Regions from separate parts of the Mus musculus genome. Here region 1 is linked to region 2. The links are chromatin contacts, found by Hi-C in ENCODE. All regions are on one chromosome and are shown on one strand. Each heading gives the region's core, a stretch centred on a gene start or an enhancer-like site at or near the end of the contact. The rest is flanking DNA. Distances are from core to core; before and after follow the strand shown.

What was found. Hi-C counts contacts between places; a loop is a spot of excess contacts on that map.
Region 1: a loop to region 2 is called in a map of T-helper 2 cell, with 2.6 times the contacts of the local background. The contact joins the promoter of Cd200 here to the promoter of Btla in region 2. A Hi-C loop is called at or near these places in 5 of 37 maps with a recorded cell type or tissue (T-helper 1 cell, T-helper 17 cell, T-helper 2 cell and 1 more).

What each region holds. Positions count from the first base shown.
Region 1 is chr16:45,407,550-45,410,798 of GRCm38, reverse strand. It overlaps Cd200 (CD200 antigen), which reads left to right and starts at 1,746. Exons shown (of 6, transcript NM_010818.3): 1 at 1,746-1,943. The coding sequence starts at 1,932.
Region 2 is chr16:45,222,640-45,225,775 of GRCm38, reverse strand. Btla (B and T lymphocyte associated) reads right to left here and starts at 1,439. Exons shown (of 6, transcript NM_001037719.2): 1 at 1,315-1,439. The coding sequence starts at 1,423.

The DNA.
Region 1 (3,249 bases), core at 497-2,996, 180 kb before region 2:
GCTAAGGTAGAGTATGTGTGCTATCTGGGCAGCAGAGAGTACTGAGAAGGAATAGGATGCAGTCAGAGGGAAGGGACTTGAGGAAGACCTTTGGTTTAGACTCTCTCCACATGTCTGTCTGTGGGTCTCTGAACCAGATTTTATCTGTTGCTGCCTCTCTGATGACAGCTGGTCAAGGCCCCAATCTATTAGTATAGCAGAATGTCATTAAGAATCATTCTTTTCTTCCTTCCATTTTTTCTTCTTCTTCTTCTCTCTCCCCCTTTCTCTCTCTCTCTTTCTTTCTTTCTTTCTTTCTTTTTCTTTCTTTCTTTCTCTCTCTCCCTCTTTCTCTCTCTCCCTCTCTCTCTTTCTTTCTTTCTTTCTTTCTCTTTTTCTTTCTGTCTTTCTCTCTCTTTCCTTCTTTCTTTCCCCAGCTGTGTTTGGTTCTACCCTAGGACTCTGGGCTTTCCATTATCTGGTTCTTGACCATCCAGGCAATATAGGTACAAGCTCTCTCTTATAGGGTGGGCCTCAAGTTAAACTAAACATTGGTTGGTCACTCCCTCACATTTTCTACTAAAATCTCATAGGCAGGACATATTGTGGGTAGAGGATTTAGAGGCAGGTTTAGTGTCCAGGTTTGTCTTTTCATGGTCTGTAGAATACCTTCTCACACCAGAGAGACTAGAGTCTAGAGTCCAAACCTCAGCTCTAGCCTCTCTATGTTCAGTGAGCTGAATGAAAGTTGACCTCAGCAATGGGTCCCACTGTCAGGTTTTAGAGGGTGACCTTCAGTTGTAGGTCCCAAGTCTCTCTCTCCTCTCTCTCTCTTTCTCGATCTCTCTCTCTCTCTCTCTCTCTCTCTCTCTCTCTCTCTCTCTCTCTCTCTCTCTCTCTCTCTGCTTTATACTTGTGATTGAAGATGTGATCTCTCTGGCAGCCTGGTACCATGCCTCCTGGTCACTTAGAGACTCTCCTCCTGTAGCTATAAGCCCAACAAATCTTTTTCCACAGGTTTCTACTCTAGTACAGAAACAGAAATGTCACCAATATAGTCAATCGTTTCTGTAAAGCTTTCATCAAGGAAAAACCTCAGTTCCAGGGCTTCCTGTGACTCATTTGATCTGTCCCTTGGTTCTCATCTGTTTTAAGGAATACTGCAGGACAATCTGATTAGCAGAAAGAAAGTGCTTTTGGGTTTTCAGGAAGTGTGTTCACAGGTAACTCTGAGCCCTTAGGACCTCTAAAGCTCTAGATGAGGTACCTGGTAACCACACACACACACACACACACACACACACACACACACACACTCGCACTGGCCTTTAATATAACAAATCGTAAAATAAAGTTTTCCTTTTTTTTTTCCCCCAGGGTGTCTGTATGAAGCTCCTTACCTTCCCCCTACACACACACACACACACACACACACACACACACACACTATTGTTCTGTTCTCCGTGTTTATCTTTTGCTGTACAGAACCACAGGATGCACCAGGTTTCTGACTCAAATTACTGTCCACTCAAGTTAGTTCCCACTCTGATTTTTCTGTATGGACTACGTCACCCTATACTGCCATTTGGCACGGGAGAGAGGCCAGTGATGGGAATGCAGACGAAACATGCATACACATGTAAAATAAGATAAATAAATCTAAAATGAAAAAAATATAGAGTGATTCTTTCACATTTTTGCTATATTACTCTAAAAGGCGAGAACCTGGCGGGGGCGGGGGCAGGGGCTAGGGATGAGGTTGTAGAGGGCGTGGTTGGTTGGTCGTCTCTTCCTCCACACTAGAGGAGCTGTAGAGTCTGCCTGTGCAGTGGAGGGGGCTCTCTCTACGGCGAATAGTAGTGTCCCTGCTCACAGGTGTTGCGGAGATATCCTCCATCGTGGAAGAGCTCAGACCCCGAGAAGCTGGTGTCTAGCTGCGGCCCAGAGCAAGGATGGGCAGTCTGGTGAGTGGAATCTGAGATGCGAAGGAGGGCGGAATGGGCGATCTGGAGCCGCGGCTCTCAGAAGCCAGTGGAGCCTGCGAGAAAAGCAAGGAAGCTGTTCTTTGGAGAAGTGGTATCCGGGGCTCGGAGCTCTGTAAGGAGGCACCGGCCGGAGAAAGCCCGGGGAACGCGTGTATCTAGGGTGGGCGGCTTTGCTCCTTGCTGCGATTCCATTGCGAAAACACGGCCTGAGCTCCATGGCTCCCAGAAGGGGAGGAGTAGCTCTTTGCGTCCCCTATGTTGGTCCTTAACCTGCAGCAGGGGTGTAGCCTAGTAATCTCGCTTGCTCTCTTTCTCACCCCCTCTCTTGCTGCATTTCTGCTCCTTGCCTAGGAAACCATGAAGCATCTAGCAGTACTGCAGCGAGCAAGCCACAGCTTAGTGGTCTTGTTAAATGCCAAGGTATTTAGAGGAGAGGCCGACATTTTGAGTCTTTGGTACTGTTTACAAGGCAGAAAATTTTAAAAGGAAGGGTGGTCATACGCCTTATTCTTTATACACACGGAATTGGTAGAATTGAATGCGAATCTAAACGCAATTAAACCCCAGGTACCACTTTTCATCAGGCTGACAAAGACCGACTTGTGTTACCTTTCTTAACAAAGAGGAATGTGGATCTGTCAGCTAGATGCTCTTAATGTTCAAACAAGGAATTGCTTTCTGTTTTACAAAGAATCGGAGAGAGAGGTTCTTTTTTTTCTCTCCAAGTCTCTGTGGCTGCAATGAAATAAGGTACAAAATCAGACCTAGAAAGAATAGGGGAATGGGGCTATGCACCTAGCAGCTGTGGAGTTGTCAGCTAAGACCCAGGAGCTAATGAACATCCACCTTCTTGATAAGAATTGTAGGAGGATTTTTTTTTTTGAATCTTCATGATTGGACTCTCTAGTTAATTCTTGATTGGTTAATCTTTTAGCATCCGTTAAATTCTGGGCACTGTCTTCAGGGTTTTAACCGTGGAATTGTCACCTCACACCTGTGATATTGCTGCAGCACTGACTTGCTGGGTTTGCAGTAGGCAAGCTCCTAGGATCTTTACCATTCAAAAATGCTATTTAATAAAGATTTTTGTATATTTGCATATGCACAATAAGATCTCTTGGGAGTGGGACTCCAGACTAAACAGGAAATTCATTCATTTTTCATGTAGGTCTCTCTCTCTCTCTCTCTCTCTCTCTCTCTCTCTCTCTCTCTCTCACACACACACACACACACACACACACACACACACACACACACACCCTCAGATAATGCCATGATTATACAG
Region 2 (3,136 bases), core at 190-2,689:
TTAATTGGATTTTATCAAAGGTACTGAAGGAAAAAACTATTGGCAAAGGTCACCATTAACATTTATCAAGCTTTAATTGCATCTACTTACCATAGCTAGGCACTATAGGTATAAGAAAAGGCCAACTGCTAGGTATAATTATATATTTTTTAATGAAGAAAGGAAAACTAAGAAAGGAGAAGAAACTTAACTGAGTTCATAATGTAAGTAGCAGAGGGAATAAATACTCCCACCTGATAACCAAGTTTCTGTGCGTAATAAATACCAGATTATAACATACTGGGTAGAAGAATATAATGCGAATTACAACCCCAATTGTGCTATAAAATTAAAAATATTTCCTTTGTTTCACAGAGTCCAGTCTGCAAGAGGTCCCTTAGAATTAAATAGAATTAATATTTGACTCCTCTTGTCTTTCAGAGGTGGGTAATAATAAACAAGGGCTTGAATGACTAAGAAGAAGTTCTACTCTGCTCTTGGCTAGGTGGTCTTGTGACATCAGATCATTGAATCCTAAACCTCACAGTTCCAGATTTCAAGATGACATTCCACAGGACCTCAGTGGTTCTATTTTTCAATCCAACACGAATGTGCCCAGTTGCTACACGTGTGATGGTGGAAGATAAATAACCCAAGGATCCCAAGCATTACAGACCTTGTCTTCATAAACTATGGAGAATTGTTTCCTATTTTCAGTTGGCGACCATTCACAAATCATCCTGTCCAGACAAACTAAAGCGACACTCATGATTTACTCTTCAGCCTCACATCGAGAAGCCTGCTTAGTACTCTCATAGTACACCCCACAGTATTCTCATAGTATACCCCACAGAAAGAAGGAGGCAGTCTATTTAGATTGAACATTATTTGAGTGTAACCATGGCCACAGCTATAACCACAAGTATCCAAAAGCTTTCCCACCCCAGTAAGCACTACAACATCCTGCTGACATCTGATACCAAGACATGAACGTAACAAGTCTTTTCTGTTAGCATGGCAGCCACAGAGAGTTTTGTAATAGTGACAAATCTGTACTGACACATTTATAACATCTGCTCAAATCTCTTCACTTACCATCAGGACCTGGTTTTAGGAAACTTAGCTCCAGCTATGGATCAGTTTTTGCTCTGTAGCCAGGTGAGTAGCATGTCCTAACTTCACTCACATCCTGGAGCGTTTTCAAGAAGCAAAAGGGACTCATCACTCTGAGCTATATATGCCCTGGACATGAACATCCCTCTCCACAGAGCAAGCTCAACTATCACTGACAGGAACCCCGAGGAAGAAAACCAGCTTTCTTAGTAGGTCCCTTACCATTCCTCTTAGTAGCTTTCTCACAAAGGATGCTCCAGAGGCCCAGATGGAGGATGAAGAATTCCCTAAATAACCGAGGAGTCCCAAGCATGGCAGGCACTGTCTTCATTCCCAGCACGTGTCAGGTAAGGGCAAACTTCCTCTTCCTCCCTAGAGATCTTCAGAGCTGGGTCACGTTATTCACACTAGCAGCATCTTAGGCCAAAATAAATTAATTAATTTAAATCAAATCAGGAGACCTGGTGGGAGAGGACAGTGTGAGTAGTCCGAAGGATTTGTGAGAGCAAGAGGCCCTGCTGTGGTTTTGTTTCTGATCCGACCTGCTGTTCTCTTTCAAGCCCTCTGATGTGCAAAGCAGCTGGCTCCTTGCTTCCGCTCTGCCACCATTCTTGCATAACCTTGAGGTTTTTCTCAAAGTGAACAATTAAACTTAAAAAAAAAAAGATCTAAATTGTTACAGTCTTTAGGTTTAGATTCTGATCAAATCAGGGTCAGGAAATTCATACAAAAAGTACCTATGGTAAGCATATATTTCCCCTTTTTATAGTTTGTGATTATGATACTTCATCAGTGTAATGTATCTTACAACCCTCCCCCCATGCTCCCATAAAGGCACAGTAAGATGAGAATGTTCCTTGTCATGAAACCAATGAAGACTTATCTGACGTTATGGAGAAAATGACTGACAGGGTGCATTTCATCAACAGAAGAGGGAAGGGCCTCCTTCTTCAGTCTGTAGATGCCTATCAACGGAATACATGCTTGCCGTTAGTACTAGCTACACGATCTTCCTAAATATTAAAGTTCTAAGCAAAATGAGCACTTGAGTGCCAATTAGAGGAAACTTTCATTTTCCGCATGCTTTATGTGGTTGTTGTCGAGATGAAGCAGTAAAGTAAGAAATGGAAAAAGTTCAAAATTGGATAGCTCAGGGTTGCTGAGGGGCTGTGGGCACGCAGCCCACGTTCAATCACTAGCTTATAACAACAGGAATTTGGTAATTCCAAATGGAGAGGTGGCACCTGTGCAGTTTAACTCATTGAATGAAATTGAGAAATCTTTCCCTCAGAGGCTAATGGTACCCTTCCAAGGCCAAACTCCATTTAGGGTACCTATTGCATATTTGTCCAGATAAGCCACAGTGGCTGGAATACCAACATGAGTGAACGCCGCTCCAGAATTTAAGGAACTCAGCCAATCCATGCTGATGCTCACGCACCCCTGGTACGCCAGATGATACAGGTAGTCTGCAGAGCTCCTAGAATCTGCACTGTTGACCAAGGAAGCACCCTGCTTATGGTTCATTTTATACAACTCATCCCCCTTCCTTGCTCAGAATGGGGTGCAAAACTCCTGTTGGCAGTAGAAACAAGGCTCAATGTACCTCTAAAATAGCCTAAGAGGTTTCGAAGAAAAGCCTTGAATCACCACCCATCCTAAAGCTCGAGATATCATCCAAACCACAAATAAACTCTGTCAACTCCAGACCATCATAGTTCTCTAGTGGTTCTTGTTCTCTCTCCTCCTCCCCCTCCCCCTCCTCTTCCTCCTCCTCTTCTTCCTTCTTTCGGTGTGTGTGGGTGTATGTAAATGTTTATGTAGGTGTATGAACATGCTGTGTGCTTTCTGCTGGATATATGCAGGGGTCAGACATCTTTCTCAATGATTCTGCCCCTTACTTTTATTTTTTTTTTTTTAGGACAGAGTCTCTCACTGAACCAGGAGCTCATCCATTTCGCTAGAGTAACTGGCAATGAGCTCCAGGAGTCGCCTGTCATTCACCCCAATGTACGACCATAACTGGCCTTTTATGTGGCTGCAG